Linked DNA regions of Mus musculus: all the other regions are linked to region 3. Evidence: chromatin loops called from intact Hi-C (ENCODE). Cell type or tissue: heart. All regions are shown on one strand. Links, peaks and the distances in the headings refer to the core of each region. The heading gives the core; the rest is flanking DNA.

What was found. A loop is a pair of places that touch in the nucleus more often than their neighbours do. Peaks named below come from ENCODE experiments on the same cell type or tissue, not always from the same donor. Only the 100,000 strongest peaks of a DNase experiment are listed, where the experiment ranks them.
Region 1: a loop joins it to region 3, with 4 times the contacts of the local background. A loop is called at or near these places in 11 of 42 quality-filtered maps.
Region 2: it touches region 3 in a loop (2.4-fold over the local background); 4 of 42 quality-filtered maps call a loop at or near these places.

The regions. Positions count from the first base shown.
Region 1 is chr14:61,494,369-61,502,538 of GRCm38, reverse strand. 4930556J02Rik (RIKEN cDNA 4930556J02 gene) reads right to left here. Exons shown (of 3, transcript NR_045714.1): 3 at 2,157-2,436. Among named protein-coding and RNA genes, the nearest start is that of 4930556J02Rik, 5.8 kb to the right of the region's middle. In heart, for the core only: a CTCF peak has its summit at 4,143 (motif pointing right); a DNase peak (open chromatin) is centred at 4,138.
Region 2 is chr14:61,169,426-61,177,595 of GRCm38, reverse strand. Sacs (sacsin) reads right to left here. Exons shown (of 10, transcript NM_015788.2): 3 at 4,148-4,298. Among named protein-coding and RNA genes, the nearest start is that of Sacs, 35 kb to the right of the region's middle. In heart, for the core only: a CTCF peak has its summit at 4,107; DNase peaks (open chromatin) are centred at 4,755 and 5,815; H3K4me3 peaks cover 1,981 bases; H3K27ac peaks cover 1,395 bases.
Region 3 is chr14:61,436,583-61,444,752 of GRCm38, reverse strand. Kpna3 (karyopherin (importin) alpha 3) reads left to right here and starts at 4,806. Exons shown (of 17, transcript NM_008466.5): 1 at 4,806-5,030. The coding sequence starts at 4,962. In heart, for the core only: a CTCF peak has its summit at 5,989; a DNase peak (open chromatin) is centred at 4,682; H3K4me3 peaks cover 2,460 bases; H3K27ac peaks cover 1,513 bases.

The sequences.
Region 1 (8,170 bases), core at 2,081-7,080, 57 kb before region 3:
GTTTCTTCAGGACTTTTATGATGAGAGGATGTTGGATTTTGTCAAAAGCTTTTTCCGTGCCTACCAAGATGGCCATCTGATTTCTATTCTTGAGGCCATTTGTGTAACTTATAACATTTATTGATTTATTGAACCATCCCTGTATCTCTCTGGGATGAAGCCAACTTGATTATGCTAAATGATCTTTTTGATGTAATCTTGAATTAGACTTGTATAATCCTTTCTTTAAATTGATAGCTAAGCCTTCCCCTAACAAGTACAAAGCTTTAATGTATACTCACGTCTTTGTATTTAATCTCCAGTGTACCCACTATTGCTATACAACTGACATGGATCCTCTTTTTTCTTTCAGATTTGCTATTCTAGGTCAAACCAATTTTGACGATATATTTGATCATCCCACTTCATACCCCCACCCTTAGTACAGTCTGTCATTCAAAACACTTCCCAATACAGCCTCTGTACAGTATGTGTTTAAGAACTTCCACATCTGGGGTATTTTGTATCATGCCCATGTTTTGAAAGTAAAAAAAGATATAAAGATAGAGGCTGGCGGTGCTAATTTCGTCTTTAATATTTTGAAAATCCGAATCAGTTGTTGTCTTAAATCAACACAACCTGGGAGCTGTGACAATGGATCAGCTGGTAAAGTGCCTGCCACGAGAGCACAAGTTCAGACTCTCAGAACCCACGGTAAAAAAAAAAAAAAAAAAAAAAAAAAAAAAAAAAACAGACATGGTGGTGAGTTCCTGCATATCCAGCCTTGGGGGTTGCACAGAGATAGGAAGATGCTGGCAGTTCCCTCATCAGCCAAACTATCTGAATAAGTAGTCTCCAGTTTCAGAGAGAGACATTGACTCAGAAAATAGATATAGAGCAAAGAGGAAACCCAACATCAACCTCTGACCTCTACACAGCCACACATGTGCGTGCACATATACTCAAATATATGTGCACACATGAATGCATACAAAAGTCCAACCTCATGAATGATCAGAGATGTGCAAATAAAGTACCTTGAGGTCCCCTCTCATTCAGTCAGCATGACAGTCATTAGGAAATGCAGGACAGATGCTGATAAAATGTAAACAGAAAGGAAGCCTTAGACACGGCCTCAGGCAACAGCCAAGCCATTGTGGAAATCATGGAAGTTCCCAAAAATCCAACCTATATGGTGCAGCCATGGCCAAAGATCTCAGAGTTAGCACTTCATGTACCGTCTCCTTGCATGCCAGTGTTGACTGCAGCACCATGCCTAACAGCTGGGCTCTGGAACCAACTGGTGCCCCACAACAGAGGAACTGATATAAAGTGAATGTGGAGAATGGAGTTACATTGTTTCAGGCAAGTGGGTACACCTGGAGGTCATCCTGTTACATGAATCCTAGCCCTTCTGAGGAACTCAAGTATGGAATGTGTCTTCTGGTTTGTAGTTCTTAGATTTTATGTCCGTATATAAAATCACATGCATATATGACACGGAAGTAGAAGGAAAACAAAAGGACACAGGGTGGGCACTATTGGGAGGAAGAGGGCAGAGAAGACAAGTGGGGAATACAGTCGCTGTATAATACAGGCAGGTGTGAAGGTGCTCTCACGTGGGGCAGTGCTGTGTACAATGAATAAATAATTACAGTTAAGAATCAGTTCCTGGCGGGCGATGGTGGCGCACGCCTTTAATCCCAGCACTTGGGAAGCAGAGGCAGGCGGATTTCTGAGTTCGAGGCCAGCCTGGTCTACAAAGTGAGTTCCAGGACAGCCAGGGCTACACAGAGAAACCCTGTCTTGAAGAAAAAAAACCAAAAACCAAAGAATCAGTTCCTATTGGTCTGACTTCTGTGCTCTTTTTGTCCTCTTCCCTTTCTCTTCTCAATCTTTCAGAATTTTCTCCTTTGGAATCTTAATTCCCCCCGCTTTGCATGCAGGCACATGGCACACGGGTAATCTCTGTACTTTGGAGACTGAGGTAGGGAGGTTGGTTGTGAATTTGAGGCCAGCCTGGGTGAAGGCGCCAGTCACCAAGCTTCAGAGCATAATCTGGAGCCACAGGACCCACATGGTGGAAGGAACAATCTGACCCCTGACCTCCCCACACTCACAGTGGCATCCAACCCCCCCCCCCAGATAAACCAATAAATAAACAAGCAGAGAATAGTCCTGGAGCAGATTATTCCTTGTTTCTTCTACAGCCTTTCTGATCTCTCACCGTTCTATAACAACAGAAATTTTTCTTCAAGAATTTCTCTTAATTTGAATTCTTCTAGTCTTTCTAGGAGGGTCATAGATGGGCGGGTAGGCAACAAAGGCAGATGTCAGCCAAGACACGAACTCACTGTTCCTTCTGCCTCACATAAAAGTAGGCTCAGAACCTCACTGTGTCTTGCTTACAAGGCATGCGACCCAAGAAGGCTGACAGCAGTGTTCTTCTCCCAAGGTCTGTGGATAAGGAGAAGAAATAATCAGACGATTGATCATCACCTCAAGCACAACCATCGAGTGTACAGTTGTGGAGCTGGTTTGATGTCCCTGTTCAGTTTTGCTGGAGTGTTATTGTTGTTGTTGTTGTTGTTGTTTTGAGACAGGGTCTCTCTCTCTCTGTAGCCTTATGTAAGTTGATGGTGAGTTACACATCCCTTGGTACTGGTTGTACAGTCTTCCCCTCCAGTGGATGCCAGGACATCTCTTCTGCCCTGAGCATCTTTTCCAGGCATCTCCTTGGCCATACTCCTCCCAACCCCTGCTGTTTCTTTCCATGCAGGTCTTTCCCCATTTGTCTTCTGTAAACACTTTTTTTCTGCTGAGTGTTGTCCTAAGTTCTCTGATTCTGACTAATGTAAGAACAGGTATGCTAGAATTTAAAAAAGGGGGGAAGGGTCCAGGGTGGTGGTACAATGCTTTTAATTCCAGAGCTGGGGGTGGGGCCAGAGGCAGATCTCTGTTAGTGTAAAGCCAGCTTGGTCTATATAGCAAGTTCCAGGCCTGGCAAGGCTCAACATAGAGAAAGCCTGTCTCAAAAAACAACAATGAAACCTGAAACAAAAAAGAAGTGTGTAGAACTGGATCCAGGTGTGGCACTCAAGACAGATGTGGTCTCCTTTCCTTGGTCTACATGACAGGAAGACATGTCTTCCTGGGTTGTGGAGGCCACTACACCACGAGATTCTTTTCTTTTTTTAATTAGGTATTTTCCTCATTTACATTTCCAATGCTATCCCAAAAGTCCCCCATATCCTCCCCATTACCCACCCACTTCCACTTTTTGGCTCTGGCGTTCCCCTGTACTGGGGCATATAAAGTTTGCAAGTCCAATGGGCCTCTCTTTCCAGTGATGGCCAACCAGGCCATCTTTTGATACATATGCAGCTAGAGTCAAGAGCTCCGGGGTACTGGTTAGTTCATAATGTTGTTCCACCTATAGGGTTGCAGATCCCTTTAGCTCCTTGGGTACTTTCTCTAGCTCCTCCATTGGGGGCCCTGTGATCCATCCAATAGCTGACTGTGAGCATCCACTTCTGTGTTGAGAGCAACTTTTCTAAACTGCTAGTTTTAATGTTGACTCCGGGTCACCAAACGAGGAACTTGTAACCACGAGTTGTCTTTGTTTGTTTTGTTTTTGTTTTTGAAACAGAGTCTCACTATGTAGCCCTGGGTGAAGCCTCTGTATGTAGACCAGCATGGCCTTGAACTCACATAGATACTCCTGCCTCCGATGTCTGGGGTTAAAGTCAAGCACCACCACACCTAGCACTGTTGGGCTGGAGAGATAGATTCAGCCTATAAAATAGTTGCCATGTAAGAGTATGAGGAGTGAGAACACTTTCAAAAGCTGGGTGAGGGGTTTCTCAGAGTCTCCTCGTGGAGACCTACACACAGTAGATTGGATACTCAGGAAATGTGGGCTAAACAAATAAGTTTTTTTTATTTTTTTTCAGGATAGCCAATGATGGTCAGTTCAGCAGCCTGAGGATCTGCGAATGGCGACAGGATCTTCGCTGCCCCCCCCCCCCAAAGGATGTCAAAGGCTTTACAGGATCTAAGTAGCCCCATTTTCCAAGCTGTTCACTAGCCTACGGTGCACTGAAACTTTCTAGTAGGCCTGGTCTAGGAAGCAGCCGGTTCCCGTGACCGGCCTCTAGGGGGCGCGCTAGCCCCAGCCCGCGCCTGCACTGTTATCTGTAGGGTGAAGCAATATAGTCACTGCCTCCAGTTTCTGCGCCCTCTGTTTCTAGAGCAGAAGGCTGTATCTTCTAAGTCCTGTTCTTCTTACCCAACGGAGTAAATGCAGGCTCATTTTAAGTAGTTGGCCTAGAGAGACACAGCTAGAGGGAATTAACCATCTGGTAGCTAAAGTGTGCAGCCTGCTGAGCAACCAAGCGGCTTTAGTCCAAGCTAAGCCAGAGCAGCCTCACCGGGTCACCTACGGGGCCAGACACAGTTCTCCTAAAGACCTAGAAAAACTACTTTATTGATTAAGTAATCCCAGGACCTCGTATATGCTAAACCCATAGTTTACCCCAACTCTCAAGAAAGGACTTTCAATATTCCCAACGTAAAGATATGACAAATGTTTCAGGTGACGGGCATGCTAACATGATCTGCCCAGTGCAGGCTTTTATCCAGCTATTACGACATTGTACTAGGCTGGGAAGACAGCTCAGAGAAAAGCGGCTTGCTGCCCACCTGCCGACCTGAGTTGTATCTTTAGAATCTTGACAGTGGAAGGAAAAAGGCTCCTATCAGTCCTCCTCTGCCACCGGCACACCACATCCACACAACAAATAAATGCAGCTTTAAAAAACCACACTGCCCCAGTACAGGGGAACGCTAGGGCCAAAAAGGGGGAGTGGGTGGGTAGGGGAGTGGGGGTGGGTGGCTATGGGGGACTTTTGGTATAGCATTGGAAATGTAAATGAGCTAAATACCTAATAAAAAATGGAAAATTAAAAAAAAATAAAAAAAATAAAAATAAAAAACCACACTGTTCAATTATATATCAATTAAAAATAAAAATTCAGGGGCTGGAGAGATGGCTCAGCAGTTAAAAGCACTGGCTGCTCTTCCAGAGCACCCAGGTTCAATGCCCAGCACCGTCGTGGCAGCTCACACGTGTTAGTTAATCTAGTTCCAGGGGATCTGATACCCTCACACAGACATACATGCAGGCAAAAAAACTAATGCGTGCAAAATAAAAAAAATCCTTAAAAAATTAAAATTAAAAATGCCAGTCATATCGACAACACGTCTTACGTAGTGCTCTATTGCTGTGAGGAAACACCATGACAAAGGCAACTTATAGGAGAAAGTATTTACTTAGAGAGAACTCCTAACAATTTCAGAGAGTTAGTCTATGACCACCAAGGCCAGGAGCTTGGAGGCAGACAGACAGGGTGCTGGAGCAGTAGCCGGGACCCCACATCTGATTCCCGAGTTTCAGGCAGAGAGAGAACATTAGGACTGCCCTGCTTTTCCGGTTTGTTTGTTTGTTTGTTTGTTTGTTTAAACCTAAAGCCCACCCCTCAGTGACACACATCCCCCAACAATGCCACATTTCCTATTCCTTTGCAAACAGTACCACTAGCTGGGGAGCAAGCATTCAAATAGATGAGCCTAAGAAGGCCATTCTCATTCAAACCACCACATCACTGGCAAAGTCTGCCTGTTTGCTGAGGAGTTAAAAGTTTTCCTCCAAGACCGGAGCTTCTGTCACTGAATTAGCTAGTATTCGGAGGCCAAGTAACATTTTCCACCTTCTCCTCCTCTTCTTCCTCCTCCTCCTCATTCCCTACCTCCACCCATACACCCCACCAACACATCAGAGTCAGGGTAACCTCACGTCGTGCTGTGGAGAGGTAGACCTACCTCCCTCTCCCCCCACCCCCAAGCTGCCACCAAGACCCAAAGCCCCGCAGAGTTTCCCTCACAGGGAGCAGCAGGCAGTGCTTATCAGGAATAGGCTTTGGTGGCCAGCCTGATCTACAGAGTGAGTTCCAGGACAGCCAGGGCTATACAGAGAAACCCTGTCTCGAAAAAACAAACAAACAAACAAACAAACAAACAAAAAGGAATAGGCTTTAAGGAGCACCGTGCTCATGCAGAGCCTGCCAATGCTTTTGGGGAACTTATGTGGTTTGCGGCAAGTTTTGCTGGTGGTGGTTTTGTTTTGTTTTGTGAGGTGAGGTGAGGTGAGGTGAGGTGAGGTGAGGTGAGGTGAGGTGAGGTGAGGTGAGGTGAGGTGAGGTGAGGGTACTGAAATAGGGTCTCACTAAGTAGCCTGAGCTGGCCTCAAACTCACAATGATCTTCCTGCCTCTTCTTCCCAAGTGCTAAGGTGACAGGTACGGGTCACCACACCCAGCTGTGTGAAGAGGTTCTGTGAAGAAGGATCAGAACACTTCTAACGGGGCAAGGGCTCAGGTCCTCTGAACAGGCCCAGTCCTGGGCCCCGGGGCAGAAGTGTTGAGCCTCTGCTTTGTAAAATCAAAATCACCCACTACTTTCTGGCTCTGCTGGTCTCTTGTCTCAAAGATCATCAGTTCTATCGCCTTGGAATGTCTCTACTATCTCTCCCGTCAGCAACAAAGTTTACAGACATAATGATGTTCATGTGCAAGTAGACTCTCCTGAGACTTCTGGGGGAGAGCCCCAGGGCTGGGCTAGCCTCTGAGCTCCCGTTGTATAGGGTAAGGGACAGACAGAGCTTCCTGCTTCTTAGGTCTTTTCAGGACCTATTCTCATAGCTTGTGGGAAGACGGCCCTCGCCAAAGGCTCAGTAAATATTAGTGTTGTGGAGGCTCAGGGTCTCTTGAAAGGTATTTGGAGATAAAACTGTGAAGGAGCAAAAATGTCTGAGAAGAGTTCTCAGGCCTTGGTCTAACTGGCTGGAGCCAGTCCTTAGCTTGGCAAGAGGTCTCCATGTCCTTGTCCCAGTTCTTAAGCTCTTTACTCTAAGCTGGGCATCCTAGCCTTGTCTGTCACAGTTGCTTGTGAAAGATCCTGGCAGAATGTAAAAGGACACAGAAGCCCTGAAATTGGCAAGATAGACGTCAGTGTTAGCAGAACTAGCTTCACTGATTTAGAAAAATAGAGGTGCACAATGCTCTGGCCACTCCTTGAACCTGTGTGTCTGCCAATGTTCTGACCAGGTGTGTGCCCATTGCTGCACCTTCATTAGACTCTTTCCTTGTACCCCTCCCATACCCATTTCTTGAGAATAGACATTGTTTAGATCTGGAAATCCCCTAATCTCCCCCTTCTCCTTTCCCCCCTGAGGGCCTATAAAAACTGGGAACTCTTTCCTCTCGAGGTCGACTCCTCTACCCCTGCGTGGGATATGAGTTGTCCCCAGAGCTCTGGCTTTCCCGAATAAAGCCTCATGTGGTTTGCAACAAGCTCGGTCTGTCGTGAGTTCTTGGGTGTCCGCTATTGTCCTGAGGCCTGAGCGAGGGGCTCCTCTCGGAGTCTTTCACTTGCAGGAGCAGAGACCACAGTATCAGCAGCAGATGACACCGAGTCAGGGGCTGTCCCTGCTGTCCCCTAGCTCTGTGCCTGTGGATAAACCCTCTGGCTCCTAAGTATTGTTCTCCTGATTGGGGAAATGAGGCCAGAGATCTCCCTCTGGGACTTGTGAGAGAGTAGCTATGGAACACCCGTGTGTGGTGTGTGAGAAAAATGCTGGGGTTTTCTTTTGTGAAAAGTATTACTTCACAAGAGGTACTTGTGGTTTTGTGGACACAGGGTCCAGTTAAGGGCGAGATCTCATCTGGCAAATTTCAAGTCGGACTGGAGAGAAGAATGCTTGGGAGGGCAATTCGCCTTTCTGCAGCAGTCGATTATAGCCAGCAGACAGCTATCAATGGGGGAAAAGCAGTTTTCCCTGGTCGGTGGTTTTTTTGTATTTTTATTTTATTTTATTTTATTTTTTATTTATTTATTTTTTAATGAGTTGGGGTTGGGATCCGGCTGCGTAGAATTTGTAATCTCAGCCTACCAAGGGCTGGAATTTCTCATATGCCTTGTCACCAGTGGGAAAGGAGTTTGAGACAGGAAGAGCTCTTAGACTGTCTCAAATACTGGCTGATTGAGGACAAAAGATGCCTCTGACTCTCTGTGGCTCATTTGACTCTGGAAGTATTTAAATCCCATTTTACCTTTATAAACTGCCATTTGCCTGT
Region 2 (8,170 bases), core at 1,881-6,880, 270 kb after region 3:
CACCACCTACAGGCACCTCAGGGGACCAACTCTCCAACCAATAGTGTCACCACCTACAGGCACCTCAGGGGACCATCTCTCCCCAGAGCGCCTCTGCAGCTACTTCTAGCCCAAGTGCATACCCTCCAGTCTCTCCAGCCTAACCTGCGTTTCTCCACTCCCAGCATCAGCTGCTCCGCGGCTCCCGGGCTTTAATAACCAGCTCCCACTTGGTCTCCTTACTTTCTGTATGTCCTTGGTTATACAGCAGGGTCACATCATACACCTGCCGGCCCTGAGAACTATCCTGTGAAAACTAGTGCATGCCTTACACGAGTGCTCAAAGAAACGTAGGTGGGAATACTGACTGCCACTAACAAAACAACAACAATGACAACAACAAGCAAAACAAAAGCCAACTTAGAAATAAACCAAATGTTGTGATATATTTGCATGGCAAAATATCACACAACAATGAATACTGACCAGCCAAGCTATATACACTTTAGATGGATACTAATAAAGAAATATTGGGTGAAAAAAAGCTCCCCAGCTTATTACCTAAAGAAAGATAAGCTCCTTATAACAGGCATAACCAACAAAAGTAAATGGAACATTGTCTGGGTTATATACTTAGGTTACACATACGTATTAAATGCAAACAAGAAGATATCCATTACGTCATCATGGGTGATCATTCCACTGGTCAATTAACCATCTAATTACAAAGGAAGTAATACATAAACCAGGGCTCATTAGTCCAATTTGGGATCACTAAGGTGTGCTGGGAGAAAAAAATGGCAGAAAATACAAAAGAAGGAAACCTATGACGTTTTCAGGTTTTAAAGAGAATCAACTACAAGAAACTAATACCTAAAATAAGTGTATTAACTGAGGTCAAACACTTAACAATCTGGTAGACTATAATCTCTGTTGCTATCTATCACAGGGCAGTGAGATGCCTAAAAAGCAAGCTGGCTGTAAGACATCCTCAGCAGCACTAGCTCTTATGGAGTGTGCCAAGATTTGGGGGTTTGTATAGGCTCTCTTCCCTTCTCTTCTGGATACTGCAACCAAGGAAAGAAAATGCACCTATTCCCCCCAGATGCAATGTACCTTCTATTCAAAGTGCCCGTCTCAATGTTTTGAAAACGAGTATCAAATCATTAGAAGCTTCGTCTCGCCAGCCAGCCTCATTCTCCCTTACAAACCTCGGAGATAGGCATTTCAATTACTACCAAACAGTGACTCTATTAAACAGTATGATAATATAACTGTTCAGCAGATCACCCAACACCTCTTTTTTTTTTTAAAAAATATCAATGACACAGGGAGATGCTCAAGAGTCAAAATCTGGGGGGTCGGGGAGGGACATGACACACTTGTGATGAATTAAAAGAGAAAAGCTAAATCTCCATCTACTATCTATTATCATCTGCCTCTCACACTAAACTATTCAGAATTTAATAATGTCAATCTAGAAAGTCCTAAGCAGCAGGGACTGAGAGGTAAAGAGGGGAAAGTCCGCCTGAGAAGAGAATGCCGACACCCTGTTTCTTCAGAGCATTAAATGAGGTGGTAGGTGAAGAGGCCACAGAGCACAGCGGCTGAAGCTCAGCAGGGTGTGGAGATCATAGAACAGGGCCCAGGAGCTCAGTGATGCTCTTCCCACACACTCCCCAGATACAGAAAGGGAGAACTGCTAAGCATCAGCCACGACCTATCTCTAGCCCTGACCTCTCTTTCTGAATCCATCTGCAGTTGTGAGCTGACTTTCAGTCCTTACAGTCACAGACCTTAGCAGTGACCAGACTTTCAAATGGGAAAGCAATTCTGACACATGAATTTGGCCCCAGTTACATGTACATGGTGGTGGCAAGCAGGATCTGGGTCACCCACTTCTCCGTTATATGCATTTTCCTAATTCCTTCTGTGTCTCACCATCAGCTGAACCACATCTAAAAGCAAACTGACTGCCACACTTGTTCCAGAATGAGCTGCCTCTGTCATCTGCTAAGAAACCCTTGCTCTCCTGGTCTGGTTCCAGGCTTGCAAACATGCCTATAAAGCCTTCTGCCTTAGTTTACTTCCTCGCTCCTTCCTTTAGGTCCATGTGGCACCAACTGCCACAATTCTGTCCTTTACAAAGTGCCCTGTATATCCCTTCATTTGCTTATTTGTAGTTTGTGGTGTTGGTGTTGGTGCTGTTGTTGTTGGTGGTGGTGGTGTGTGTGTGTGTGGTATGTGTGGTGTGTGTGTGGTGTGTGGTATGTGTGTGCATGCATGGTGTGTATGTATGGTATGTTTGTAGTATGTGTGGTATGTGTTTGTATGTATATGTGTGTGTTGTGTCTGATATGTGTGTGTGGTGTGTGTATGTGTGTGTGGTGTGTGTATGTGTGTGGTGTCTGTGCATGTGTGGTGTGTATGTATGGTATGTGTGTAGTGTGTGTGGATTGTGTATATGTATATGTGTGTTGTATCTGATATGCGTGCATATGTGTGGTGTGTGCATGGTATGTGTATGTGTATATCTGGTGTGTGTATGTGTGTGGTTATGTGTGTGTGTTATGTATGTATGTATATGTGTGGTGTATGTGTGTATTGTGTCTGATATGTGTGTGTGGTTGTGTGGTTGTGTGTGTGTGTGGTGTGCATACTGTGTTATGGGTATATGATGAGGGCACACCTGTGAAGGTCAGAGAACAAGTCTTAGAGAAGGCTTTCTCCTTCCACTGTCACGTGGGCTCCAGCATTAAGTTCAATTGCCAGGCTGGCACAGCACTGAGCCTTCTCACGTCCCCATGCTTTCAATTTCACCTTCACAGCCATAGTCTCATGACCTCAGACCAGATCAGTGATGGGCCTGGATCTCTTTCACCTCCCAACCACCCAATCCAAACAATATGACCACTTCAACCACCCCAAATCTGAGTCCTGCACAGGCACCTGTAAGAAACTATTCCAGTGTCAAGAGCTACAACTGAGTCATGTTACCATATGCATTTAGGGAACACGACAACAAAGTAGACCCAGGAGTAAAGTGGGAATAGACACAGAAGAGCAAACCCATAAAGGCGGGTAAGAATGAAGGTGTCACAGACAAAGAAAGCAATAACAGTGTGTTCCTCTGCAGGTCTGCCTCAACTCCTGGGGCAAGCCAATGTCTTCGAGTCAGCAAACACCCCTGGGGAATATGATAAGAAATGACCCGTCTGTAGAGGTGCCTGAGAGCAGGTCACCAGAGATCTGTCTAATGTGCAGGAAACCAGAAAAGCTACCCAGTGGATAAAAAGCCAGGACCACCCTGGAGGGCTCTGAATTAAGCAGTATGGAAACCCAACTAGAAACGCCATCCATGACACTCAAGTAACTCCTGTGATTTTATTTGACTTTTTAAGGCCTGGAAACGATGATGTTTATCACATAAGAAAGGAAAGATACTAAAATTAGAGAACAGGATCATTCCCAATAAAGCTTAAGCTTCCCTTTCAAGAAAACTGTAGCGTCTGCCCCATCATTTAAGAATACAATTGAACATGTAAAAATGTTCTCATTTTCCTAAGTATTGGTAGACTAAGCCGTTCATTAGCACTTCAGAAGTTTCAGGTTTTCTCCTCAAAATAACATTTTGGGGATTAAGTTATGTCTGAAGACCCTTTTCAGTTGTAAATTTCTGTGATTCAAAGAAATTAGTGTAGAGAATTTGCTTAGCACATGCAAAGCCATAGGTCTCAGTCCCAGGACCACAAAGAGAGTGGGAAGGGCTCCAGAATTGGCTATTTTAAAAACACCATTCTTGTTAAACTTAGAAACTGAAAAATATAAATGATGGTCCCGTTCTATCAATGGTGATGTCTGTGAATTTTAAAAACTCCCTGGTTCACAATGCCCATCAAAATACGTGTCTTCGTTTTAGGCAGTTAAGATTCACAAATGTGGAAATTGTAAGTGCAAAAGAAAAAAAAAGTCAAAAAACAAAACAAAACAAAAACAAACCAAAACCTACAACCCACAACCACGCTCCAGCCATTCTGCTCCAACTCTTTACAAAGCTCTATTGACTCATCTGAGCATCAGTCTTCCGTGACAGACAGGAGCCGGTGAATTTCCTGCCGCCAGTAGGCGACTGCGCCCATCTAAGAAGGCAGGCCTGGCGCTGACCTACCTCCCTGTCTCCGCGCCACAGTCGCTGCTCCGCCACCGGAAAGCTGGTCTCAGCGAAGATGCGCTCCTTGAGGTCCCGCCCGGTAGCGGTCGCCGGCACCGCCACGGTCCTGCAGCCCACGCAGCCGCGGAGCACGGTCACGCGGACCCACCTGCGACAGGCAAAGGGACGGACGGTCAGCTGGGTTCGCGCGCGGCCGGGCGGCACCACCCTCCCGCCCGGGGTCTCGTCACCTGTCCCCCATGGCGGGCTCCCCAGGCCTCCTCCTCACGCCCAGCCCTGCCGCTCCGAGAGGTCCGCCACTGGCCCTGAGGCGGGGATCCTCATGGCAGAGGCCTGTACCGCCGCAGCGCTCTGCCGCAGCCCGCAGAAGGGCAGAGGAAGGCGCCGCTGCGGAGGAGGAGCGAGCCCTAGCGCGCCGCGCGCTCGGGGCTGCAAAGGGCCATGTAGGCGTCGCCCGCAGGCATGCGCAGCCCTGGGACCGTTATCTGCGGAGCAGCCCTTCCGCGTAGCCACGCCTTCTTAGACGCGCCCTAAGGGCCGCTACTGTTCTTGGAGGAGCCTCAGGCCCCGCCTCGGCTCCGCCCCTCTCGTGGATGGCAAAGGACGGACCCGCCCCCTTCTTAGGCCACGCCTTCCTCTGACACACCCCGCACACTGCGGTTGTTCTGAGGAGACTCACGTCCCGCCTCGACCCCGCCCCGTTCCCCCGTGCAGCTAAGGACCGCCCTGCGCCGGTCTCCAAGCCACGCCCCTCCCAGGAGCGCCCTTCGATTGCAAGGATGCTTGGGACCGGCTTTTGCCACCCCTTCTCTCCCAGTCTATTCACTAAGGAGCAGCTCCAGTGGCTCTCTCCAGGCCACACCTCTCCCGAGCCCTCCACTCAGAAGTGACTGCTGAAGAGCAGCCTGGCCCTAACCTAACCCAACTATACTAAGCAGCCGCACAACCCCACATGCTACACCCAGGTACCTCCTTCCACTTAACTTCTCACAGATCCTGATGAAAATAGAAAAACCAAACCCCTCATCTATTACAGCCACGCAAAAGCTACTTGGTGTAATAGTAAACGCCTGATTGTTATTTGAAATATTCTCATGTACTAAAAACTCCATTTTAGAGTTAACCCTTTTAAAATGATATTAATTACCACTTCTCTTGGCTCCCTTCCATATAGTCAGGATTCATCATTAGGAGTAAAAACTACCCCGAGAGCTCCTTAGAAGACCATAATGTTAGTCAAGCTTTCCTTTCGCTGTTGGAACGGGTCAGTTTCATCAATTAGAGAAAAATACTGAAACTCAGTATAACGATCCTGCCTAGAAACCCCGATAGACAAATACTTGATTTTTAAATTAGATAAGCCTATACAAGTGAATGCATTGGGATATCAACAAATAGGAAAAAATATTGATTTTGTCTATCAAGTGAGATTCCCCCCATTCCAAGCCCCTCCCAAACACCATGCCTAGCACCTGTAATGTGACATGTACCACCCAGACCCCAAGACAAATCTTCAGGTTAAATGTCTTCAGAGTTCAGAATGCATCCCTCTTCCTCTGTCTTCCTATAAGATCTTTCTCTGGGCACCAAGCAGGATGTTGTAACAATAGAACCTAGGCATGGAGTGGAAGCCCTGACAGGAAGGACTGACCTCAGCCATCAGGCATGCCACAAGAGAAGCAGAGTCAGCCCACAAGGAGGCTGATCAGAGGCAGCTTTGAACCTCTAGAGCAGAATGCCTTTGGGATACATCACACAATGTCATTACTCATGGGAAATGCAGATCAGAACTCAGGAGAGATGCCAGAGCTAGTGGCATCCTAGGCCGAGGAGTCACTAGCTTCTTCAGATAATAGTCATAAAATCTACTGAAGCTACTGTATCCCAACTGGATACACCCCTGAATGACAAGGACACCCAAAGAGTGAGACAACGTATCCTAAGCAACTGTTTGGGTAGGCCTGGTTGCAATTTTACCAGCTAGAGTTCTGGACATGTACTTGCTGGTGGTTGCACAATATCATGACTGTGATGCCATGGAACTGCACGATTCAAAAGGACTCTGAAGGTAAATCTTATCCTATGTGTACCACCGTATTAAAATATGTTCTCCATTTTGTTTGCTGAGACAAAGCACAAGGCGGTTCTGAAGTGTCAGGATTTTTCTGCCTCTGCCTCCTTAAGTGCTAGGATAGGCTACATGGTCATGTATTCAGCTGTTTTTCCCCTTTCTTGTTCAATATTTTTAGGTAGCACAGAAACTCTAAAGAAGTTGATAAGAACAGCTGTCAAGGTTTGGAGCCAGAGACATGAAAGGCAGGCAGCAGGGCAGTGACCACATGTCATATCACAATGATACATTTCCTGTTACATATTGACTGGCAGGCAGCAATAAGATTCAAAAGACTGCAAAGGTAAACTTGAACAGCTAGCAGATGACTAGGACAAAGTAGCAAAATAGCAACAGGATAGTCATTAGTCTATCAGTGTGTGTGTTGGGGGGGGGGGAGTTGGTCTACTTTTTGTATGCACAAGGGACTTATTATTTTTGTTTGTTTGTTTGAGACAGAGTCTCACCATGTATCCCTGGCTGGCCTAGAATTCACTACATAAACCTAGATGGCTTTGAATTCATAGAGACCCCTTTGCCTCTTCCCCCTGAGTACTGGCATTAAAGGTATGTGCCACCACACCTTGCAAAGATAAATGGCATGACTATTTTGACAGAAGCCATCAATAAATAGATGAGTCCAGAGAACTAGGAATCCGGGGCTGGGAAGATGGGTCAGTGGGTAAAATGCTTGCCATGTATTCGAGAATCTGAATTAAGATTCCCCACCCTTGCATATAAAAAGCTGAGCCTGGTGTCTGTAATTGGGAAGGAGTGGAACTAGACAGATCTCTGAGGTTACCGGCCAGCCAGTCTAGCCAATAAGTGGTCTCCATGTTCAGTGCAGAGACCTTTTCTCAAAATATATGAAGAAATAAAGGATGAAAACAAGCCACATAAGCTTGCAGCCTCTACACTCACCTATGCACACACATGGACATGGGCAATGCATATTCTACTGAGGGGCACTCCATCTTTAGTGAAGATCTTTATGAATCTGAAGGGAAAAGTGATTTTCACAAGTTGAAAATCGCGCAGCTTGGAAACAATAAAGGCAGGCCTGGCTCCACCCTGCAAGCTCCTCCCAGGCAGGAGAGATGGCACTAGTGGGGATCATGGAAATATGCATTGTAACAAGCAATAAAAGTAAATAAAGCTGCTGATTTTATGCTTACATTACAAAGAAGGGAGAGAAACAATAAGCAAGTAGATGAGGGATAGACGATCCCTCCCTGTAAAGTCAGGTAGCAGGACACACCATTTAAAGGCCATCCACAATGAAGGAAGTGTTCCACCCTCAGAGCAAATGTTAATTAGAGGCTTGAAGAAAATGAAGTGGAGCTTACATAGCTCCATGCATTGAAGAAAGGGACCCGGAGTCAACATATATGACATCTGCTTTCACATTCACATTGTAAGAAACAGGAAGAAGAGATGAGAAAGGAAGAAAGGAAGAAAGAGAAAGAAAGAAAGAAAGAAAGAAAGAAAGAAAGAAAGAAAGAAAGAAAGAAAGAAAGAAAGAAAGGATAAAGTGAGGGGATATGAGGAAGTACAGAAGGAGGGAGAAGGAGGAGGAGGAAGGAAAGATAAAGGAAGAGGAAGGGAAGAGAAAAGGAAAAGAGGATAAGGAGGGAAGAGGAACAGGGTGAGAGAGAAAGGAGGGGGAAAGGGGGAAGAAGGGGGCTTAAATGGAGGGGAGAAAGGGTGGAAATAGCAAAGAAAATGCAGAAGAAAAGAGGGATAGAGAGGAAAGAAGAGAATGGATGGGGAAGGGGAGGAGAGAATGAAGAAAGGAGGAAGAAAGGATAAGAGGTAATGAAAGAGAAGAGAACAAGGAAGGGAGAAACAGGGAAGGAAGAGAAGGATGATGAAGGAAAGGGGGGCTGTGGGAGGGAGAGGAGGAGGAAAGT
Region 3 (8,170 bases), core at 1,614-6,613:
TGAGGGACAACTCTAAGGGTAAGAACCAACAGGCTAGAGATCAGGTGTACTGGTTAGTTTTTTTGTTAACTTGACACAAGCTAGAATTATCTGAAAGGAAGGAACTGCAGTGGTGGACCACGCCTTTGTGGGAGGCAGAGGCAGGCAGATTTCTGAGTTTGAGGCCAGCAAAACCCTGTTTTGGAAAATAAATAAATAAATCCAGCTATAAGGCATTTTCTTAATTAGAGATTGATGGGGAGAGCCCGGCCCATTGTGGGTAGGATCCCCGGCCTGGTGGTCCTGGGTTCTATAAGAAATGGAGCAAGCAAAAAAAAAAAAAAAAAAAAAAAAAAAAGGAGCAAGCCATGAGGAGCAAGCAAGAGCAAGCCATGAGGAGCAAGCAAGCAAGTAAGCAGCTCCCCTGCATGCCCTCCTGCCTCTGGGTTCTTGTCCTGTTTGAGTTCTTGTCCTGGCATCCTTCAATGATGGATTGCAATATGGAAGCACGCACGAATAATCCTTTTCCTCGCCAGCTTGCTTTGGTTATGGTGTTTCATCACAGCAAAAGTAACCCTAACCAAGACATTGTCTTTGATGGTATAAGAAAATCCTTGAAGCTCCGCATGGTGGCACAATTTTAATCTCAGCACTAGGGAGACAATTCTTCAATCACGGTATCTTCATCTCAGGTGACTCTAGGTATGGCAAACTAGCAATAAAAACTAACCTGGATGGCATATGTCCTCTTGCTGCTCTCTTGATCTTTCCTTTCTTCCACAACAGTTTTGTGTCCTGGGTTTGGGGAGAAAATCCTGTCGACTTGAATATGAAAATGCACAAAAAGAGTAGCCGCGTCATCCCTCGGGGGATGGCAGGCCACCGATGAGTGACTTTAGTCGCTCTGTGAGCTTCATAGCAGGAGCTTTAGGTCACTCAGCACTTGCCCTGCTTGTTTGAGGGCGGAGGCTGTCATAGGGGTTGATTAAAGGATCTGCCCTTCTTGTGCCGCTGGCTGCTGGCATTCCTAACTAGAGTGCACTCTTCTTCCGGGGCTGCTCATTGAACACTTGCTCCACAATGCTCCCCCCCCCCCCCCCGCCTCAGCTTTTGATGCTGATCTGAAGGAATGCCTAAGTTGAAGTAGAACTTACATGGGTTTTATTTCTGAGCTGAACTGGGGGACAGTGGCATGAGTTTTGCCTCAGTGCTCTGAAGAATCAAATCTAGACAGCTGACAGATTCCCTCTTGTGTGAGTACAGACATTGCCAAACATGTTCCAGAATTAAATGTCAGGAATGATTTGGGAATCAAGAATCTTCAGGGTCAATTAATGGGCGTAAGCTTGGAATCTTGTCTCTCTGAGACAATTCATTTTTCTCTGATAGAAGAAATAAAAATATGTAGATATTAAATTATCATTCAATTTTAATTAACTCATTATTATTCTTAGCCTGACTCCAGACTCATTATCCTCCGGTCTCCACAACCAAAAAGCTAAAATTGCAGACCTGTACCACTATGCCCAATTTGTATGACATTTTAAACTTAGTGTGTTCCGTCCAGTAGGGTCTGCAGAGTACTGAGGGTCTGAAGATAAAGTTCAGGTCTAATTTGAATCTCAAAAGTTTAAAAAAGAGCCTGGCGTGGTGGTGCACGCCTTTAATCCCAGCTCTTGGGAGGCAGAGGCAGGTGGATTTCTGAGTTAGAGGCTAGCCTGGTCTACAGAGTAAGTTCCAGGTCAGCCAGGGCTATACAGAGAAACCCTGTCTTGAAAAACCAAAAAAAAAAAAAAAAAAAAAAAAAAGTTTTAAAAAGAATACCTTTTCTTTATATCTTCTTTAACAAGTTCACACATACAAACAATGTATCTTTATTGTAGCAACCTCCACCTCTCCCCTCTTACTCTCTCTGCAAGGACTCCAACACCTAACCCTGCTTTCTCTCTCTCTCTCTCTCTCTCTCTCTCTCTCTCTCCCTCTCCCCCTCTCTTGCTCCCCCCCTCTTCTTCCTCTTCCTCTCTTTAAAAAATCCATTTAATCCAATCAGCGCAGAAATAGCTATACAAATGTGTTCTTAATGAAATAAAACAGAAGCAGACATGGGAAGCAGAGAAACTGGGAAACACAGGAGCTAGGCGGCTGCTCTTCTGCCCCTTTCCCTCCTGGGACTCCCAGACAGTGAGATGCCATCTTCAGTTCAAGATGTGTCTTCCCTTCTCTGTACAGATCCTCACAGACACACTCAGAGGTGTGCCTTACGGATTTTCTAGGTGTTCTAAGTCCAGGCTAGTTGACAGTGAAGATTAAATGCCCACAGGGGACATTGTTCTCAGGCTGCTGACTGGGCCAGAATCCAGGTCTACACGGTGGCATTCTGAAACAGAACTTTAAGAAGTCAGGAAACTTAAATTTAAACCCTTTACAAGGAGGTACATTTGTCCGTCTGGAGTCACATTTTTATTCAAGTTTGTTAGCTTGTTCCATAGATTTTAAGTACTTCAACATGACTTTCGTTTGCTATCTTGCTTGGGGACTCACAAACATTAGAAGCCTGCACAGTTGGCATGTCAGAAAGGTCATCTTGCATAAGCCCTGAGATTCTTTCTCAAGCCTGCCACCCTTTTGGACTCATTACTCGTCTTTATCACTAGTTTCTTTTGGGAAAGAAGTGGGATGGAGGCAGCATCCATGCTGTTCTGTTTACCTGGGAATTCTAGCATTAGTGGGATGTCTTGAACTTAGGAAGCACTCGCTGAAAGGTCCTACTTGTGTGATGCTATGCTAAGAGAAGTGGCAGAGAGGATCAGGTGAGCCAACAAAGGAATACCTGCCAAATTATAATCGAAGTGGAGCAACAGCGAACATTTTTCTTTTAGTCAAGCAAGGCAATTAAGAGTGGCAAACAAAAAGTTCCACCACTGAACACTGAGCCATTATCCTTATGCCAAGTGACAGGTGAGGTTTTTTATGTACTTTTTTGTTTTGTTTTGTCTCCTTCAAATGAGTGGTCAGACCAGAATCACTGAGGGCTTGAAGTCCAGTGAAAAATGTGGACGAATTTTATTTTAAGAATGAAAGAAAAAGAAAGGAAAAGGGGGTGTGGTGTGGTGGGGTTGAAGTGGGTAAGGAGTACAATTAAAATAGTTAAAACAAACAAACAAACAAACAAAAAATAAAATAAAATACGGAGACTAAAATGCAGGTTTATGTTTTTTTTTTTTTGTTTTCGTTTTTTTTTTTCCCCGAGAAAACACTTCTGGCATTAGTAGACCATACTCCAGTAGGGCAAACATGGTCTAAATCCTTTTCTGTACTTATCAATTGACCATAACCAGCCACTCACAAAACACATTTGGGTGATAGCTTGGTCTTTCAGCTGCCAGCTCTTGACTTTCAGGTTCCTCTTCTTCTGAAGATTGTCTTAACTGAGTTCTTTATGGTATATTTCTACCAAACTCTGACCTGGCTTATTTTGATCGTATGTAGCATAACACTTCACATAAGCTTATATTGGCAGAAGATTCTTGTGGTGGTTTGAATAGGAATGGCCTCCTAGCCTCATGTGTTTGATTGCTTGGCCCATAGGGAGTGGCAGTATTAGGAGGAAATATGACACTATGGGGTGGGCATTGGGTCTCCTATGCTCAAGCTAGGTCCCTCCTGGGGCACAGTCCCTTTCTGCTGCCTGCGGACCAAGATGTAGAACTCGCAGCTCCTTCTCTAGCACTGTCTGCCTGCATACCTCCAAGCTTCCTGCCATGATGATAATAGACTGAACCTCTGAACTGTAAACCAGCTCCAATGAAATGTTTTCCTTTATAAGAGTTGCCATGATCATGGTGTCTCTTTACAGCAATAGAAACCCTAATTAAGACAATTCTGAAATGTAATAGTCTCAGATAATAATCAAATAAAGTCCACCTGCTGTAAAAACAAAAGCAAAACAAAAAACAAAACAACCAACCAACCCAAATCAACCAAAACCTGTTATTGTTCCAATGAGAAGCTAAAGGGAGATGGCAGTCTGGAGTCTGCAGCCCTAGGGTCTGATTAACTGCCTGAAGGTTACATTGTGTGTTAAGGTGGACTAAGGCATGGGGTCATAGAAAGGTAGGGCTGCCAAAGTGAAGGCTGCACAAGGATGCTTGGAGAAATCAGGGGATACTAGAACACATTTTCTTTTTTAATGAGAATTTACTAGTTACTGTTTTGATCTGACAGATTTTTGAGACCAACAATGTCTCTGTTCTCATTGAGTTTAATAGAGGTGCAAGAAGCAAGCATAAACACACACATCACACTCACATGTATTTGTGGAGTGGAAACAAGCGTGCTATTTATAAAACCGAAGCAGAGCAAAAGAACAGGGTTTGAGGGTGGCTGCTATTTGAGGAGACCCTAAAGAAGCCAAAAGCGCAAAGCACGCGTGGCCGTTCTTTTTCTAATTTTCCAAGCTGTAGGGAGCAAGGTGCGCCCCCGAAGCTCCGCCTCTCTCTCCCGATAGGCCGCAAGGTGCCATCTCCAGAGTTTCCCCGCCCACCACCCCGCCCAGAGGTGGGGCTTCGAGCCCGCGCTCAGAGAGCGCCGAGCCGAAAGCGCGCGCACAGCCCTCCCGGCATGCTTCTCGTCCTCTCACGGCGTGGCTCAGACCCGCGCCTGGCATGCTGGGAACTGTAGTTTCCGCCCTCCGCCCCGCTTCAGCGGTGGCGGTAAAAGCGACTAGGTCGGGCTCCATTTCTAGCACATGACTAGCGGCTGTGGGGAGGCCCTACGAAGGGGTGAGGGCAGGGTCACCGCGACAGCCGGCAGGCCAGCGCCCTGGCCTTCTCCGGCGCGCGCCTCTCCTCAGCGCCGCCCCCGCGCCGCGGCCACCTCGCGCTCCAGGCGTCACGGAGCGCGCGCTCCTCCCCCTTCGTCCCCTCCCGCTCGACTCGCCGCCGCCGCCGCAGGAGCAGACGCCTCCGGAGCCGCGCGCAGCCATGGCCGAGAACCCCGGCTTGGAGAACCACCGCATCAAGAGCTTCAAGAACAAGGGCCGCGATGTGGAGGCGAGTGTGCTCCGGGGCCGGCCGGGCCGGGCGGCTGGGAGGGGAGGGGCGGGGGCCGCGGCCGCTGGCTCTCGCCGGCTGGCGGTCAGTCGGAGTTGGCCGCCGCCTCGGGGCGCCGCGGCCCGGGCAGCAGCCGCCCTCTGAGCGACTAGCGCGGCACCTGGGACCACTGAGCGCTCGGCCCCGCTGCGCGGGCGCGGCCTGGCGTCGGAGGGGAAGGGATGTGGAGCCGAGGCGGGGTCCGCGGGCCGCGCGGGAGGACGGACCGGGATGCTGCCGGCCCGCGTGCCACCCGCACCGCCGGGGCCGGGCCGCGCCGCCGCTCGTGTCCGCAGCCGGTGCAGCCTCCCGCGCTGCCGCACATGGAGCCTCGGTCCCCGCGCTTACCTTGTGCGAGCCGGGCCCAGGCGGGCGGTGGCAGCCCTCAGAGGGGGGTGGGGACCAGCCGGGTAACTGACTTGTTTGAGGGTGGTGGATGGGGGAGGGTAGGATGCGCCAAGACCATTTTCTTATATTCCAGTGCGGTCCTTTGGACCAGTCTTCCCGAGCTGTTGCAGCTCATACCCCTGTGACTGCTGGCATTTAGAGCGAGCTAAAGGTGGACAATAGTTTACCATCTATTGTGTTGAAGCTTTGGGAAGGAGGTTGTGCAGACCTCTGATCTTGGGTTTTTTTTTTTGTTTGTTTGTTGTGTTTTGTTTTTTGTTTTTTTAAAGCTCGTCTTGGAGTCGAAGTGTGAATAATAGGAAAATAATTTCTTTCACCTGTTTTGCAGAAATAAATTGGATACATAAGATTCCTACGTCCTTGTATATACCACATGCCACCAAGCTAGTAGATTTTCCAAGTGGTTGCAAAACTGTAAACATTCATTGTGGTCACTCAGTTTGCTGCTACTCAGCATGTTGCCATTGTCTCATTAAGGTGACATTAGCAGCTACTATTTGCAAACTCTGCTTATTGAGGTAGCGCTAGAGGTCTCACTGCTCCTACTAAAACCAATGAAGTGTAATAGCACAAACTTCACTGGGACCCAACCTCTGGATTTGATGGGGGAAATAGTTTTAAGCCCATCCCCTTTTCTCTATTCTAATAGTAGGGAATATGATTTGTATAGTCCAATAGTTTTTGGTAAGAGGCTAGTTAGTAAATACAGGGTTTGGTTTGGCTAAGAAGCAGAGGAAGCTGGGCCATTTTTCAGGGCTACACAGTTAAGTGTGAATTGGAAAAAACCTGGGGGAATATCTGTGGAATTCCCACTTGAGTGAGACTATAGGCCTTCCATCTCTGTCCTGATCACGTGTAAGTTTCTTTTTGAAAATTACTTCCAAACAAAAGTGAAACCTAGCAAATGGAACAGCCATCAGTCTTTTTTTTTTTTTTTTTTTTGATAAGACTTAGTTTTGATCTCTTTTTACCAGTAATTTTTCTGTGTGTGTGTGTAGTCTCATCTCTCTTGCCTTTTGTTTGTTTTCTTTTTGAGACAGGGCCTTACTGCATGGCAGGCTGGTTAAGCACAGAGAATAAATCCTGCCTTGATCTCCCAAGTGCTGGGATTACAGGCATGGGCCACCACACCCTGGCCCACCAGTAATTTTTCTTGAGGCTTTTATTACTGTAAGCAAAAACTTGAATAGTTTATGTGGATACCGGTATTGCTTGTATATTCTTCCCTTCCTGAATGTTGGTGTAAGTTTTTGTCATGATTCACTTGAGTATTGTGTCCTGTTTGTTTACTGATACCTATAAGAACTTCTGCATGTAATAGACCCACAGCAGATAGTTGCTGCTTAGTAGAAGGTAACAAGTGGCTTGTGAATACAGGAAAAAGACAGTAGAGTTGCCAAGCCATTCTGTTTGATTTTATTGACAGCATTTCATTTCCAAGTCAGTACAACTAGGACATGAAATAGGCATTCAAATGGTCATTCTTTGTGGCAGACACAAAGAACTAAATATTGGTTTGCTATACCAAGAGTTTGATGCCTCATTTAATCCTTATGAGTTAAATGTGGCACTGTCCTTTACAAGAGAAAAAAATACTTTGATACAGAATTGCCATATTTCTGTAATGTGCTGGTCACATATGAGCATTCATTTGCCAAGTGACTGCTACAAGGAAAATAAGGCAGCATTCTCCTGAAGGCTGTGAGTAGAATGAGGGTTGCAGAGAGAGAGAGAGACCACTAAGATGTTCTGTTAAGAGTAACTTCATATGAGGGCTTTGAGTACAGAATGAAGCAGTGGATCTTACAGGAAGTATGCATCAAACTTGAGATGGACAGAAATACAGTCACAGGTGCGACAGAGGCATGATTACGTGAGGGGTGAATCTGAGTCTTCTAGATGGCCTCTGTCGGTCTGAGAATATGTATGCTGCGGCAAAGTGTCTCGGAAGGTTTTGCTTAGTAGGGGTATCTAAGAAATGTATTCAGAGCAAAGAGTGAGATGGTGTTCTGAGTAAACCATGGAAAAGGGTAAAGACAGAATGTATGGAGTTGGCCTGGTTGGATAGTGTTGCAAGAAGTGTTGTCTGTAAGAAGGGATTTTCCCAAAAATTAAGACTGGACATAATGGTTATAACTTGACTTAATGACTCTTCTCATCTCTTTTGCTCGTCCTCTTAATCCTCCTTCCTTCCTCATTTTTTTTTTTTTTTTTTTTTTTTTGTGTGTAAAGTTCACAGATGATAAAGTGAGCCTGCATGCACAGGTAGGAGTGGAGGAGCTAAATTATCATTGATAGTGATTGAAGCTTGGGTAAGGGAACCGGATTTTTATAGCCAACCTAGAAAGACAAGTGAAGAAGAAATGGGACTGATTTTTGTATCTCTGTACTAGACATTTTTCATGTAAGGCATTGATCCTGAAGCTTTTTCAAAAAGAAAGTTGCTTTTTTTTTTTTTTTTTTTTCTTTTTTGGTATAGAAATATTCTGCCTAGTGAATGATTCTAAAACAGACATTCAGGAAGCTGGAACCCAAGGTAACCTTGTCTTGCTTATGCACGTGGGTGTGCATAAACCTCAAGAATATGACTTTTTGTTTGTTTGTTTTTTCGGGACAGGGTTTTTTGTGTGGCCTTGGCTGTCCTGGAAGTCACTCTGTATGTAGCCCAGGCTAGCCTCTCTCACAGAGATCTG